Regions from separate parts of the Homo sapiens genome. Here all the other regions are linked to region 3. A link is a loop called in an ENCODE intact Hi-C map of the cell type or tissue named here. Cell type or tissue: GM12878. All regions are shown on one strand. Links, peaks and the distances in the headings refer to the core of each region. The heading gives the core; the rest is flanking DNA.

Evidence for each region. Peaks named below come from ENCODE experiments on the same cell type or tissue, not always from the same donor. Only the 100,000 strongest peaks of a DNase experiment are listed, where the experiment ranks them.
Region 1: it touches region 3 in a loop (5-fold over the local background); 1 of 110 quality-filtered maps calls a loop at or near these places.
Region 2: a loop joins it to region 3, with 6 times the contacts of the local background. A loop is called at or near these places in 1 of 110 quality-filtered maps.

What each region holds. Positions count from the first base shown.
Region 1 is chr13:42,409,669-42,415,340 of GRCh38, reverse strand. No RefSeq gene overlaps it. Among named protein-coding and RNA genes, the nearest start is that of LINC02341, 12 kb to the left of the region's middle. RefSeq lists an enhancer at 2,299-2,448. In GM12878, for the core only: no CTCF peak of the experiment used is centred there; DNase peaks (open chromatin) are centred at 2,250 and 2,370; H3K4me3 peaks cover 235 bases; H3K27ac peaks cover 3,845 bases.
Region 2 is chr13:42,403,372-42,409,043 of GRCh38, reverse strand. No RefSeq gene overlaps it. Among named protein-coding and RNA genes, the nearest start is that of LINC02341, 19 kb to the left of the region's middle. RefSeq lists enhancers at 2,756-3,165, 2,259-3,458. In GM12878, for the core only: a CTCF peak has its summit at 3,228; DNase peaks (open chromatin) are centred at 2,533 and 3,113; H3K4me3 peaks cover 1,089 bases; H3K27ac peaks cover 4,696 bases.
Region 3 is chr13:42,546,016-42,551,687 of GRCh38, reverse strand. No RefSeq gene overlaps it. Among named protein-coding and RNA genes, the nearest start is that of TNFSF11, 25 kb to the left of the region's middle. RefSeq lists an enhancer at 2,288-2,337. In GM12878, for the core only: no CTCF peak of the experiment used is centred there; DNase peaks (open chromatin) are centred at 2,277 and 2,787; H3K4me3 peaks cover 1,078 bases; H3K27ac peaks cover 2,283 bases.

The sequences.
Region 1 (5,672 bases), core at 321-5,320, 140 kb after region 3:
GGAGGGCACACAAATGGAATTTTAAAGAAAATATTATAGCCAAATGAATATAAAAGTGGTATTTTTAATTTCATGATACTTTTAAAATAATGAATCTATAGCATAGTCTGAGAAGCCTAGTTGAGTGTGAATTTATTCCCAAGCTATTATTTTACATGAAAGCTGCAGAAATAGCCACAAGTCCAAGTTCACCTGACCAACGCCATCATTTCCAGGTGACGCCACCCCCAGGAGGAAATTCTGTGGCTCAGCCACTGGAAAGGGCTTCATCCCAGCTCAGAGCTATGGCAGGATGGGCTCCATCAAGCTCATTCTGCAGGTGCCTCCTTCCTGTGAAGCCTCAGCAGCTCAACAGGGCAAGAGGTGTGTACTGCCTCAGGGCTTGGCATCTGCGTGAGAAACAATCCCCCCACCTCCACTTTCACTGCTTTAGTAAATGTTGTGAGTGAAATAAAGTGAATGATGTGATGATAGTAACAGCTAATATTTACTTAGAATCTACTGCATATCAGGCAACATTCTAAGTGCTTAACATGTATTAGGTCAATGTAATGGTTAATACTAGGTGTCAACTCTATTGGATTGAAGGATGTCTGGATGGCTGGTAAAGTATCGTTTCTGGGTGTGTCCGTAAGGGTGTTGCCAGAGGAGATTGACATTTGAGTTGGTGGACTGGGAGAGGAAGACTCACCCTCAATGTGGGTGGTCACCATCCAATCAACTGCCAGTGTGGCTAGGAGGAGAGATAAGCTGGCTTGCTGGGACTTCTGGCTTCCATCTTTTTCCCTTGCTGGATGCTCCCTTTTGCTCCTCCTGCCTTTGGACATCAGACTGCCAGTTCTTTTGCCTTTGGGCTCTGGGACTTGTACCAGTGGCTTGCGGGGGTCTCGCAGGCCTTTGGCCACACACTGAAGGCTGCAGTGTTGGCTTACATGGTTTTGAGGCTTTCAGACTTGGACTGAGCCACTACCAGCTTCTTTCTTCCCCAGCTTGCAGACAGCCTATTGTGGAACTTCACCTTGTGAAGTTTCTCTCTAAGAAACTCCCTTTCATATATACATATATCCTATTGGCACTGTCCCTCTGGAGAACCCTGACTAATAAAGTCATTTAATCTTCTGGAAATCTTATGAGGTTGGTAGTATTATAACTCCCCACCCCCCATCTTATTGATGCAAAACTAAAGCACAGATAACTTATGTGACTTGCCCAGTTAGTAAGTTGTGAAATTGGTATGTGAACCTAAATAGTGTGGCCCAGAGCCATACTCTCAACTATACATTAGACCACCTTGCTTTACAGCTAGGGCCAGGAGTGTGGCCTCAACTTGGGGAGTAGAGTGGCTCTTAAGAGAAACAATCCAAGTGGATGGAAAAGAGCCCAGGAGTAAGAGCCATGCAAACCAGGCTGGGATCCATAAGAGCCATGAGCCTTTGAGGGCTTGGCGGAAGTATCTGTAAAGTTCATGTTATGGTTTTGCGGGGCTGCTCTCATCTGGCCTGGAGTGCTGCAGTAGGCAGGGTACCTCCTGGCCTCTGGATGAAGTCCCAAAAGCTCCTCTTCAATGGAAGAACCCAGCTAACATGCATGAAGAGGTCTGCTTTCTTCATTCGTACTGACTGAAGAGCTGGAGCGCTGCTTTCAATTCTTAAAAATAAATTCAAAGCAAGCTACAGAAATTCTGATACAAAAAGAGGGCTGCTTCTTCAGTGATCACAGAATGGGAACATTTCCAGTTTGCTGGGCCCTGCTCCAGAAGTGTTACCAGGCTATCACAAAGGACTCCGAAATCCTCAAGGGAGTTTATTACAGCTCTTGGAATCCAATGGCTAGTAGAAGAAAAGACTTTCTTAAAGTTTCTCAGACATCTGTTTCTTCCACAACAACAACAACAAAAAACAATTTTTTTCATCAATCAAAATTGTCAGTTAATTCCCCATACTACCAGCAGTCCATCAATATGTTAATCTTTTACTTTAAGATGATTGCTTAGTCAAATGGAGAAAAACAAAATATGCATGTCATATATATACCAGATTCAAGAAATAAAGACAGCCTTCTTGCTGCATGTTTATTGGGTAGATTTTTGCTATTTTTTTATTGCATTTATCTTTCATATGTGACCTCAGTTTTCAACCATAGGAAAAGTGTCACGTAAAATCTGATGCCAAGGCCACTGATACCTTCGTGAAACTCATCTACCTCAGTGGATTCCAGGTGGAACAGCATCACGAGCGAGCTATGGGGCTGCCACTGACATTCACAAATCACCATCAAGGCTGCTGAAACCTAGCTATTAGACATTGATTTCTGAGTGCAAAATTAGTTTTTTTCAAATGAATTTCAGCAGGCCCTAGAACTAATTTTAAATTTCTTTTTAGTTGATTCATAGTGAAAGTATTGATTCATTAGGGAGTTTCTAGGGCCAAAACTGCATCTTTCATTGTTATTAAAGGACTTTCAATTGTGTGCGTGCATTTTGAAAAAATATTTAGAACACCTGAAGCCATTCTCTCTTGGTTATACAGATGATTTGTGCTTCAAAACCCCCAAAACCTAAGTCTCACCCGAACGAGGTGATTACATATTTGAAGGAAATATGGATATTTTGTCAGATTGTTACATATTTGAAGAAAAAGAACCAAAACCTCATGTAAAGTACTACCAAATAGTTGGAAAAAGACATGTAATTAAATGTTAGTGTACTACTATTGCTTTTCTTTCATGGAGAGCTAAGAGTCTGAAAAAAAATGACATCTGTGTGTGTATGTGTGTGTGTGTGTGTGTGTGTGTGTGTGTGTGTGATGTAAGAATGTTTGATACACTTCATTGACATGAAAATCATTGGGAAATGGGAAAAGAGCCAATGATGAGGGGACATTTAGGCACTGGTGGTCTTTAAAGCATAAACCAGTTCAAAGTCTACAGGGAGTAGATGAAAAAAATTTAGTTATATTTTTCCCAATGGAAAGAGTGGGGACATGGATGGAAATGGTTAAGGCAGTGACTACTACCTTGAGAAAGCCAGGCTGGAATTCTGGGAACTGACCCTGAATGCTATTCAGTCTTCGTACTCTGACATCTATATTTGAAAGCCAACATTTGAAGTGCAAGTATGCACCTGGCCATCTTCTAGGAATGGTATTAAAGCACCCAATAGGGTCAATCATGCAGCTTCTTGAGAGTAACTGTGGCCTTGACAGGAAAGGGACAGGGGAAGCCTCTGCTTTTTCTATGTATTTCCTTCCCTCTTCTTTTGTCATGAGCACACCCTAGCTCCTTACGTACTTTATTTCCAGTGGTTCCTTCAGGCTGCAAGCAATCCAAGACCATGCAGACAGGCAGCCAGCTCTTTACAAAAATCACTCCTGCCTTAGACAGCCCAGGTGAATCTGCAGAGTTGCTCCAGGGACAAGCAGAAATGAAGTCACATTCCTACTTAATTCTGTTTGGAGAAAGGCAGAGAATAACTCAGCAGCCATAGAAAAGAGCACTAAACCTTGCACACTGTTTAACAGAAAATATGCACTTTATTCTACAAATTTCAATGAAATTTGCCTGCCAGAAACAAAGAATGGTGCTGGCTACATTGAATAGTACACACATTATGAGACATATACCCAGTGCACAAGATGTTTGCAACCTTGTTGAGGCTGAAACATTTACATCGAAAATCCAATCAGGTTATGAGCAAACTACAAGAGATATAGACTGGGAGTCACCAGTGTATGGTTGGTGTGTTAATTAGTTCTATTGGTCAACTTGACTGAGCTAACGAATGTCCAAACAGCTGGTAAAATATTTCTGGGTGTGTCTATGAGGGTATTTCTGAAGGAGATACGTATTTGAATTGGTAAACTAAGTGAAGAAGATCACCCTTACCGAGGTAGGCAGGCATCCTCTAAAAAGGCAAAGGAGGGGCAAAATTCTCTCCTTCTCCTGTGGAGAAGAAGAGGCTTCTCCTATCTCTATCTTCTTCTGGTCATCAGAACTACAAGCACTCAGGACTTCAGACTCCATGACTTACACCAGCAGCCCCCTGAGTTTCTTAAGCCTTCGGGCTTGGACTGAATTACATCACAGCTTTCCTGGTTCTCCGGCTAGCAGATGGCAGATCATGGGACTTCTTGAGCTCCATAATCCCATGAGCTGATTCCCATAATAAACCTCCTGTTATATATCTGTGTATACACCATATTGGTTCTGTTTCTCTGGAGAACGCTGACTGACACAGCTGGCAACTGACATCACACAAGGAATGGCTGATGTTAGCTGAGGGGACTTTCTTGCTCCAACTTTTCTGACCTTCCCCCAGTCTCCTATATTGCAGACCTCTCTCAAACCTCCAGACCTTTGTAGATGCCCTTCCCCCAGTTCTGGCCAGCTGCTAGACCATATTTTCTTTGAAAAAATTTTCTTGCCCCCTGTTATGTATTCCCACAACCCTGTGCATTTCCCTACCATAGCATTTATCACACAGCATTGTAATTTCTTATTAATCTATCTCCCTGATGAGACTTCAGCACTGTAGACTAGAAACTACATAGCATAAGGTTATGCTCGCTTTAAATCTTGGCTCTACAACTGTTAAGCTATGTAATATTGGATGAGGTTCTTAGCCTCCCTAGGAATCCATATCCTCAGGAATAATAATTGTACTCAACTTTACATAGTTGTGTCAACTGATAAAATGTGTGGAAATTCTAGCATGAGCCTGGCACATGGAAAGGGTTCTGGAAATGCTGGAAATGTAGACAGGTATAATAATTGTATTCTAAGTTGTTCCTGTTGTATTCTGAGTTCTATAAAGGCATTTGTTTATTCATTTATTATTGTGTAAACTTATTATTTGTTGCATGTTAAGGGTCAACATAAGGTTTGCATACACTATGTACTCCAGCGTTCATTCAATGAATAAATGAAAGGATGAAAATTGTATTCATGAAACTTGAGCAGACCAGAGGACAATACTTACATCCACTAACTCTGCATTTCTGAAGTTGTTATGGATTAAGAATTCGTGTGTGTGTGTGTGTGTCTGGGTGTGTGTGTGGCTCTAGGTGTGTGTGAGTCTAGATGTGTCTGTGTATGTATGTACATGAACATACATGCACAATATATAAAACTGGTAAAGACTCCTACTCAGGAAATAGTCCATGACTTAAACAAATCAACAAAGTGGCAACTCCCCCTAAAAACATACAGCTTAAACCCTTATTTGACTTCAAATGTAGGTCCATTGTCAAAGACCACACATCTGGAAAAGCCATGACATAATGCAGGCCATAATTCAGGGTTTGTCTGCTTCACAGCACACCTTAACATCACCCTCCTGTATTCCCACTCTGCCTATGCTCCCACTTCCCACAGTTCTTATCTTGTTATATTATTTATGAGCCTGAACTATAAATACATTGAAATAGGGAGGATTTTGTTGGCTTGGTGCAGTTTAAAGTGCTTTTCAGTACTATATATATTTACAACATCTTATAAATATTTAAAATTGTCATAATAATGACTCCATTGACTCATAATAAATTCTGTGTTTAGTGTAGGGATGATTGCCAAATTGATAATCCAGAAAATTGGAAAACCCCATCAAACTTTGTGACCTGATGGTCCCCAAAGAATATCTTTCTAATTACTGGAAAAGCCTGAGCAGTAAGCTTAGC
Region 2 (5,672 bases), core at 321-5,320, 140 kb after region 3:
GGCTGAAAAGAGTAATGAAAGTATTGATTGATCAGAGATTTTTGCATTTTATCTGTATTTTTTCAAGCCTAAGATGACATTGATGATGTCACACCACTATTATATTCACCTCTAGAAAGAACACGTCTGCCAATTAAACAATAACCTAATGTTTCTTATCACTTGGAATTTGTATTTTATACTTACTAAAAGGGATCCTTTATACTTATACTGTCAGATTTTTATCATATATCACCCTTGCACATACATAAATGGGAAAATATAAGCAAAATAATTTGGTCAAGGTATTTCTAACATTTATTTTCTATTCAGAATCTGACTCTTCTGAAGCACTGTCCACTCAAAAGCTATCTAGAATGTGAATGGAGGGAGCATTCTGTGTTTTTATAAAGCTCCACTGTTGTTTCTGGGATTTTCTTCCAAGTGCCTGATGCCTATTCTGCAAGTCTGGATGCACACGCACAGACCATGGTGTCCCCCTCATGACTGCTGCCTGTAAGATGCTTCCTGGCTTTGCAGATGATAAAGTGTGGGATGTGAAGGACATTTTAAAATTGATGATATCCCAATGAGCACTCACCTGGGCCTCTACTAGGGCAGTAATGGGAGTAATAGGAATAAGGGGACAAAGGCCAATCAGAATCCATCAGAGGTGGATTCTAAAAGTTGTGTGCCCAACTAGATGCAGAGAAAGGGAAGAGGTACATGACTCTGAGGTTTCTAATTTGAGTGACTTAATGGATGGCAATGCCCTGGATTGGAAACTCAGGAGGAGTGGGTTTTAATAGCAGAAGGAAAGCAGTGGATAAGGTAAAATGGGTTTGGTTTATGGTTTTTTGAATGGGACATCCCAGAGGGATTCCCAGGTAAAAATGACTGGGATGCAGATATAAATAAAACTTCATAACTCAAGGGTGAGTGAGGGTGAATCATGGTTAAAGAGAAATAGTTTTTAATCCACAACATCTAAATGGTAGTTGAAACCAGGGTGATGAGTACCATCTTCCAAGGAGGATATACAGAGAAGTTGAAGACAGTTAGTTATAGAACAAAAACAAAAATTAAAGAAGTAAATAGAGATTTGAAGGAAGGAGCAGAGAGAGAAAAAAATTGTTAGATGATGTTTACATATCTTGTGGGCACCTCAAAGACAAAAACTGTCTTACATGTATTCTCACTCCCTAAGACAATGCCTAATCCAATAACATTTGTTGAACCAACATGAAAATGGTGACCCAAAAGCCAAAAAGGTGAATATTTTAAGGAGAAAATGATCAACAATATTAAATGTTATAGCTGATATATAAATAAAATGACAAAGAGGCCACTGGATTTAGTAAATCCAGTTTAACTTGCACCGCTACCACCAACTTCATTTTACAGGTTAAGAAAGAGAGGCCTAGAGACTTGAACACACATGTCCAGGACCACCAGTTGGCTGACTGGAGAGTCAGAGGCAGGACTCTGGTCTCCTGGCTCTTTTCCTGGGGCTGTTTTCTCTATACGGAGCTTCCCCTCTTAGAAGAGGATTACATCCACTGCAGATAAAGCTCTGGATCCAGGCAATCAGATAGGCTCTTTTCTTAGTCCATTTTCTGTGGCTATAACAGAATACCACAGGTTGGGTAATTTACAAAGAAAAGAGATTTATTTGGCCACAGTTCTGGAGACTGAAAGTCCAACATTGAGGGGATGCATCTGGTGAGGACCTTCTGCTATGCCATGACTGACGGAAGGGCATCATATGGTAAGAGCAGAAGAGACAGACAGAGATAGTGGAGGCTAAACTTAACTTTTTATCAGGAGCCCACTCCCGAGATAATTAACCCAGATAGCAGCATTAATCCAGTAACGAGGACACAGCCTTCATGACCTCATCACCTTTTAAAGGCTCCACCTCTTAATACTGTTAAAACGGCAATTCAATTTTTTTTTTTTCTTGAGACGGAGTTTCACTCTTGTTGCCCAGGCTGGAGTGCAGTGGCATGATCTCAGCTCACTGCAACCTCTGCCTCCAGGGTTCAGGCGATTCTCATGCCTCAGCCTCCCGAGTAGCTGGGATTACAGGTGTCTGCCACCACGCCTGGCTAATTTTTTGTATTTTCAGTAGAGATGGGGTTTCACCATGTTGGCCAGGCTGGTCTCGAACTCCTGACCTCAGGTGATCCACCCACCTCAGCCTCCCAAAGTGCTGGGATTACAGGGATGAGCCACTGCACCTGGCCAGCAATTCAATTTTTAACTCATGAACTTTAGGGGACATATTCAAACCATAGCAGCTCCTACTGACCAAGTCCACCCGTAACAACAAACTCCACTAACAGCCACATCACCTCCACGGAGCAGGAGAGAACAGAGCAAGGGGTCTGGTCCTGGGCATGCATTTTAGGGCTTGCCCTAATACCTGATCATTCATCGCCGGCGGAGTACCCAGTGGAAGAAAAAGTTCAGGGGACTTTACTCTCTGGGTTCTATCTTGAGCCAGAATTTCCTCTGACTCTGGTTACATGTAATAGAACAGAAAGTGACACCACAAGCAGGCAGCAGAAAAACAAAACGGGCTTCTTCTATAGTATGCGGTCATTAACCAGGATGTTCATACCAGCTTCTGTATGAAGAAGAGCAAAATTTGAATTCAGTGAAGTCAAAACAAAGATAATGGTATCATTCTTTTTGATGTCAATTAAGTTGTATCACTGTTTATTGGGCTGATGACATCCTGAGAAAATGAGTGATTTCTTCAAAGCAGTGATTCTCAAACATCAGAGCTTATCAGAATCACCTGGAAAGGCACCTCTTTCAGAGCTCCCAGGGTAGCCTAAAGTGGGCTCTGCCCTTAAAGCTCCAAATTCTCTGGAGGTTTATCCCAAGAGAAATAGTGAACATAACATCTCCCACATTTCAAAAGTAAAACCATTCAAAGATCAGGCTCCATGACTTATTTCCCTCTTTGTAATCCTTGCAGGGCCAGAGGGTCGACAGGATGAGACGTGTGGCCAAAACCCATGTGGCTTCAGTGTTTTTATTAATACAGACATGTACAGCCATGCGGAGGTGTCCGGAAGCCCCCATCTGGCAAAGATGACTAATGGGACTTTCCCACTGACATCCTAGTAAAGGTGCCAGAAGTATATTCATTCCAGATCACAGCCGTAATAGGGCAGTTTCTCTTGGGACACTACCCTGACAGACAACCGTCTTCCTTTTACAACCTACGTGACACCCCCATGTGGTACCTTCCTCTCCACAGTGGTGAGCACAGAAATGCATATCTGACCAGAACCCGGGAACTGAACGCTTCACAGCAAATGTCAACCTTTCTATAAACTAGTAGGAGTGCAATTTTTCTTCCATTATGCAGATTGCAATTTCCACCCACTTTTATATTCCATGTCCCAAAAAGTGAAAAGCAGATACTGTAGTTAGAATCTCTAATCAAAGGAGCACTAAGTGGGTACAAAAGTAGATGAAAACTCAAGAAGATACTATTGGCTGTTTGCAGAAAATCATCAAAGACTTTCTCACAAAGCAGTGGGAAGGAATTGAGTGAAGAGTGATGTATTCACTGATGGGTTCTATGGAGTCAGAACATGCAAATACATATTAGGCTAAGAAATACAGAGTACATTTATTCAGAGCCTACTCTCACAAAGATAGGCAAGATTTCTAACTAGAGATAAAACTCATATAACCATTGACACAATCCTAGTCCATTAATAATTGCTTTTTTTCATATTGTGAAGAGAGGAACCAACAGCATTAATAAGAAATAGGTATCTGGAGTATGAACTGTCCTATTAACTGAGTGACCTTGGGAAAGTCATATAATCTTTCTGGGCTTCAGTTGTATCATAAGTAAAATAAGATTGAACTAGGCCAGGTGCAGTGGCTCACACCTGTAATCCCATCACATAGGGAAGCTGAGGTGGGAGGATCGCTTGAGCCCAGCAGTTCGAGGCAAGCCTGGATAAAACAGTGAGACTTTGTCTCTATAAAAATTTTTTTAAAAAATAGTTAGCTGGATGTGGTGATGCATACTTGTGGTCCAGCTACTTGGGAGGCTGGGGAGGGAGGATCACTTGAGCCCAGGAGGTCAAGGCTGCAGTGAGCCGTGATCATGCCACTGCATTCCAGCCTGAGCAACAGAGTGAGACCCTGTCTCAAAAATAAGAATAAAAAAAATTGAACTATATGCTTTCTAAGATTTCTCCCAACCCTGAAGTTCTGTGTCTATAACCGAGGGAACACTGGCTATTGGAAGATTTAACAGAGATATGAAGCATCGGGGGATATGTCTTATAATAGCAAAATAATTCTCTTTCATCATGGACAAGAACACAAATAAATATGACTGTGGTCATAACAGAAGCAGGATTTGAAAAGCTGCAAAGATACAGGAGCTGCAGAGCAGATTCCTAGAACACCATACTCAGGCAGAAAAAATCATCTCTCCAAGGATGCCAAACTATATTTTCTAAACAGTGTCTTACAGAATGGCAACTCTGCTGGGTACTAAAAGGCTTGAGAAATGAACAAAGTTAAATAAGTAATTTTGCTGCAAGAGGTCTCAGAGCCTTTTCTGCACTGTCCAACATAACTTTCTGCAATGATGGAAATGTTCTATGTATGTACTTTCCAATATGGCAGCCATGAGCCACATATGGCTATTAAGCATTTGAAATGTAGCTAGTGTAATGGAGAAATTGAATTTTTTATTTTATTAATTAGTTTGTAGTTAAATAGCCAGATGGGGCTAGTTTCTATATTTCAGAAAGCACAACTTATATCACACATACACATTTATAATGCTAGCTCTAAGAGGGAGCCAGCACATACAGCATTTACCAAACTTGTTGAGCCATAAAATTCTGCTTCCAAAGGACTGGAATTCTTTGCAAAACCATTTGGGAAACACTAGACTACGAGCTATCTGCTAGGTGGTTGAAGCCCCAGGAGACCACTCTAGCTTTGACATTCTAACTAGCCAGCACCATCATGGGCATCAGTCCCCACCAAGTGGTAAAGACTGGGTTGTTCTCTGTTCTCAACATGTGATAATATCATCTCACAATTCAGTCACATCAAAATTTCCCAAGTCCCAACAGACACCCTTAGCAGAGGTAGCCCAGTGCAGGTACAGTCAACGGGAATCAAGCAATGTTAAACAACTGGCTGTCCCTTTCCACCAAACGTAAAACAATGATAATCTAGTGCAACTGGGCTTTTAAGTTCACCAGGCAATCTTGGATGCAATGATATATCATTATCTCAACAACCCAATGAGATAGGCAGCATTCCATTTTGTAGGTGATGAAAATGGTGCTTACACAGCTAAAGTGACTTAGTTGCTCAAGGTCACACAGTTACTGGGACTTAACCTCAATCTTTGAACTACACCTCCTCAGTCATTCTAACAAAACCATTTTGAACTGAATTTTTCCTTACAATGCCTAGGGCCCATAAAAATATTGAATTAATAAATTCTCAAAATACCAAAACATTATAGATCCCTGAGGAAAGTACTTTGTGTTACAAGCTTTGCTCACACATACCTTGAGAAGTATAATAAATGCAAGAAATGTGTAATGATAATGGAATATATAAGAGACTGACGTAATTATTCATGAATATGTGTAATTCCTATTCTCCAAGAACTCCTCCACTGGACCTGT
Region 3 (5,672 bases), core at 329-5,328:
AAGGTGAAAAACAGGAAACTTAGTAAGCGAGGGCATTATTATAAATACCCTGGGACAGGTGTTTGAGCCTCCTCACTTGCAAAGCATTTGTCAAAAAAAGAAAAAGAAAAGAAAAGAAAAGAAAAACATGGCCCAGCAAGACAGTGACCCATTTCTGGCTGCAGCACTAAACCGTCCTTCCTGTGTCACCATCATTCAACAGGGGTTTAGAACACAAGAGGTGTCCTGTGGTCCAGGGTTGCCCAGCCCTCACATTCATTAAACTTTCAGGGAGAGAAATTGGCTTTCTTTCCCCATAACTCTCAAGGAGGAAGCAGCCACATATTTTACCTGAGGAGCTCATTTCAAGTACAGTATTAAATACTTTTTGATTTTCCATCAATAAGTTTTTCTTTATGGTTAACCAAACTCCATCACGCTATAATCTTAAATGTTTTTATAATTTTAATTTAATATAATGTTATATTTAATGTAAGTTTAATTTAATATAAAATATTACTTTAATATGAAATCAATGTGTATCTATAAAAAATATAAAAATATTAAGAAGAAAGTAATAGTTATTCATAATCATTTACTGGTGAAAATCAATGTTAATAATTGAGTATATGATATCTGTATATATGTATATAAATGTATGCACATGTGTATCTTGCTTTTATTTGATGTTATAAGTATTTCTCAATAAGTTATCTCATAAGTATTTCTCAATAAGTTATCTCAATATCATCAATAAATACGTTTTATCATCAATAAATAGAATCTTCCTAAGTAGAAGTTTGATTCTGTTTTTGGTTGTCATGTTTCTTTTAACACCCACAGTTATTTGGTGGCACTAAGAATAAATCACTAAACTTTTTATTCTAAATCCCAAATTATGAGAATCGTAGATGGCCTCATCCTATCTCTAAAACCCACCCAATCCCCAAAGCTCCTGAGGGTTAGAGTCAAAAATAGAAAGAATTAGGGTTCCAGAGACGGCAAGAATTAAACATATCACTTTTTTTTTTTTTGACTTAGAAATTCAGTGGTTTGTTCTTTAGGGACAGAAAACATCCATGGTATCAAAAGAGCCACAACAAAATGTCCTACTTCCCACTTTAATAGCTGCACCCCATAATTTTCTCAGCCATTGCCCATTGTTGGACATTAAACTTGTTTCCCACTTTTGGCTCGCATAAGTAACAATGCGATGAATTTTACTGGGTATGGATCTTTCACTGATTTCCATATGTTATCCTTAGGCTATATTCCTAGAAGAATTACTAGATGAAAAGGTAAAACTGTAAGGCTCTTGATTCCTATGTTAAGCTATAATTTATAGTCTTGCAGCCAACACAATCTTCAAAAAAATGTAACCTTTTATCATCTTAAAGTGGGCCATTCAACTTCCTCCTCACCAGATCCAGTAACTTCAGTTTCTTTAAACTTTTAACTTCTCCCCAAGGAGAGATGGGATTCCAGGATCTCAAGGAATTACAATCAATCCTGGATGGAGAAGCCTGCATATGACAAGACTCCACAAATAGGATGGAAGAGCATTTGGAGTCCATTTTCCCAGGAAATCACAGGCTGCCTGGACATGCTGTTCTCAAATGTATATTCTTCCCAGCTCTTGAAGGACCACTATCCCTGCTTCCACCATAGAAAAGGGAAAACAGATGCAACGACCATATTGATAAAACCCCAAGCCAGCATGATTGTTCTGGCAAACACAAATGTAGATACAAAGGCAATGGGGCTTAATATATTTTAAATCAAGGCCATCCCAACTGATATGTATTTAGTCTATTTGTAGACATTTCAACAAATAGGCACGAAGAGTCTGATAGTGCCAGGCACTGTGGTGATGCTGGGTGTGCAATAGCCAACCGCATAGGCACAGCCTCTATCCATGCGGAGTTTAGTTTCTGTGGGTAAGTGAGTATGTACAAGAAGTGCCATGATGCAGTCAGAGGGGGAAGCCTTCCTGCCCAGCTGGAAAGCCTGTGGACGACACAATGCAATCTGACCTTTCCATCATCAGCCCAACCAGCCCCACTCCCATGCCCTCCCACACCTTCAGAAGAGAAATCTTTGTTCATTTCTTTTACTTCTCTGCACATCACATGCTATTGAGAAGCACTGAGACAGAGCACAATCAAAGAGGCAAAGCACTGGATTTCACTGAGACACCAAATCTGAAAACAGGAGAGGAGACAGCCCTTGCTGACCCCTTTCAGCCCCCACATTCAATGTGTCCACAAAGGTAGACAGTAAACAGGAAAACTCACCACCACCCTCACTGTGACCTACTATCTTGGAGGCCAGACTGGCAAATCTCCTATGCAAATAAAGCCTCTTTGCTGGATGTCTAAGGCAGGTTTTATTTGCAGAGCAACTGACCAAATCCTGGGGCTCTGATGAGAGCCCAGACCTTCCCGGACCTCTCCGCAGGACCCTGGGTCGTCCTGAGCGTGTCTGCTCATAGTGCTAGTCTGTCCAGGGGTGTTTGTCATCTGCTTCATTGTATGTCTGTTTGTCTGTTTGTCTTCTCTCCAAATCTTTAGCAATTCAACAATAAACACCAGAAACCTAACTCTACTCAAAACATTCACAAAGGCGCTGCAACCATGCTTAATGGCATTGAAGCGAAGGAAGTGGGGCTGGGGGAAACAGGGTGTTGGTGGGTGTTCCCAGTTCCTATGGTCACAGCCTTAGCCACAGCCTTGAAACACACAGTATCGGGTTCTCAGCTAGCCCCCTTGGCGGGGAGAGCTGGGAGTTTCTGACCTCCTTTGGGGTTAAGGCTGCTGGTCTCAGTCTGTGCGTAAGCGAGTGGTCACAGTCCTTAATTGCAAAGGGGAAGTGGTCAGAAAACACACTCTGTCCTGGCAAGATTGATAACTTGTAAGATACTTTGGAAGAATGCCAGAAAGTAACACTGAGGTTGTCTATGAAACTAAATATACATACATCACTTACAAGTTTGCTTATAATTTCCAACATGTTCTGAAAAGAAAAAGAAAGGAAGCAGAGGGAAAGGAATTAGAGGTAGAGTTCACAACAAAGCCAATAGAATTCTCTGCCATTTCCTTTTTTGAGTGAAGAGATCACTTTAAAATAATAACATCTAACAAATCCAACAATTACTATGTTCAGGGTCCTAGTCAATGCATTTTACATGTATTGACTAATTAATTAATCATAATAGTTTTAGACACCAGTCCTTTATTTAAAATAAATAAATACTCCCATTTTATGGATAATGAAACTGAAGTCCAGAAAGTTAAGTCATATATAGGATCCCTAAGATCTAGTAAGTACTGGAGCCAGGATTTGTTCCCAGGCAAATGACTCGAGGTTAACACTAAACAATTACACCCTGCTAAAAGGGCTGAATAATTTCTATCAAATTCAAAATGAATTATCCCATGGCAAAGGGACATAGGATTTGGATCATGCTGCTAATGAAGTTGTTGTTACCAAGATCAAGACACAAGGATCAAGAGCAGTTTTAAACTGGACACTGAGGCTCAGTGAGGCCCATAAGCTGGGAAGTATATTGCTTTGGCGCTACCTTCACATTTCTTATGAAGAAAGCAATCTAGAGAAAGTCAGTAAACTTTGACCATATGAAGTTTCCAGTTTGATCTCGAATGTTGTTTCTGTTTGGGGCCACCATGCTATCTGAGCTGTCATTTTGTTACCTGACTGAAGGTAAAGGAGTTATTGCCAGGGCATGCTGTAATATTCCTCCTGGAGTTCAAAGTAGTTAAGTCTAGAAATAAAATAAAACCTTATAAGCTAGTAGACAGTGAAATTGAGACCACAAAGCACACTTGGTGATCATATGCCCACACTTTGTCTTCCAGGAAAAACATGAGAAAGAGTGATTCTGTCTTTATGAGCTGGCTCTGCTTGAAATGAAAGTGAAGGGTGAGGCTCCCAGTCTCCACTTTTCATCTCTGAAGGCTGGTGAACTTTCTGGAGACTGCCTGGAAGCCTGCATTGGGGTGACCTACATACTGCGTTAAGTCCAACAACAGTTTATGGAGTATCCACTGTATGAAGAAGGCCATGCTAAATACTGTGCAGGACACAAAAATTGAAAAGACAAAGGCTGAGCCTTCCAAGAGCCCATCGGGCTAAGAGTCATAACTGTCTGCATTGGAAGTCTGGCTGGGAAACAAGTCCTGAGACTTTGAGTTAGAGGGGAAATAAATGAAGAGATGGGAGAAATGTCTGGGGATTGTGAGGTTTGAACGGGACTGTGCAAGTGAGTAGAATGTCTTTAGGTGAAAAAGGGAAAAGGAAGAAGTTTAAGTTGAAGAAAATACCTAGAGCCAGAGGCGAGGTGTGAGAAATACATGGTGAATCTTGGACTAACAGGGGTAGGCCAGCACTACTGTGAGCCCAGAATGGGTCTGAGTGTGTGCATGCCTCCCCTTTTGCACATGTGGGGAGAAAAGGTGTGTATATTCTAGCAAAGACTGAAAACGAAGGCCTAGCCAATGCTGTGTAAGGTCTCAAATGCTGGATAAAGGACTAACAACTTTATTCTGCATGTCAAGGAGGTGGATGGGCATCCAAGTCTTTGAGCATTGAATGACATGATCAGGGATATAATTTAAGGAGACTTTAAATGCCTTAAAAAGTGCACCCTAGTCATAGGTCATAGTGACCCTAATCATCAGATCCAGAGGCTGACCTGAACAATAGCATCCCTGAAGTCTGTTTCTGGTGCTGACCCAGTGTGGGTCTTCAGATCGTAGGACAAATGTACAGGGTCAATCCCTGGGGAATAATAATATAACTGATATTTCACCAACAATGTAACATGGTAGACAACCGGTTACCGTGCGACATTGAAAATGTATAGGAACCACGCACCCCACATAGATGGACTCATCCATTTTCATGGAGCATGAAGCCTAGGCAGAGAGATCATTCCAACTCAGTAAGGACTGCAGAGAGGGGTGTCAAATTGAGCACAGGCTCCAGACTCAGACACCTAGGTTTTTGTGTCAGTTCATAACTTTAGTAGATTAGTTTACTTAGGCTGCTATAAAAAAGTGCTACAACCTAGGTGGCTTAAACAACATAAATTTATTGTCTCACAGTTCTGGAAGCTACAAGTCTGAGAGTTCCTTCCAAGTTAGTCCAGACGCTAGAAGAAAGCCCCCTGTCAGCAGGGAAGTTTCATCTGAGGGCTGTGAGACAAAGAACAGTTCCAGGCCTCTCTTCTTGGCTTATAGATGACCATCTTAATGTTAATTCTCCCTGCATGCCTGTCTGTGTCCAAATTTTCTCTTCTTATAAGGACACCAGTTTATTGGATTAGGGCCTACCCTAATGACCCCATTTTAACTTGATTGTCTCTGTAAAAACCCTATCTTCAAATATAGTCATATCTTTAGGTGCTAGGGGTTAGGACTCCAACATATGAGTTTTAAGGAGATACAATGCAACACATAACACTCAGTTTCCTTATTGGTGAGATGGGCTAGTACTATTACCCACCTATTGTATGTGTTATTAGAAATAAGTGGCTCAAGCTTGTGAATTGCTTAGAACAGTGCTTGGCACACAGTAAGCCTGCAGCAAATAATAGCTACTGTTACACAAATTGACAGAGGAATGTAGAGCATTCTCCATCCCGCCCCTCTGTCCTGACAGCTCCTATGCCTTGC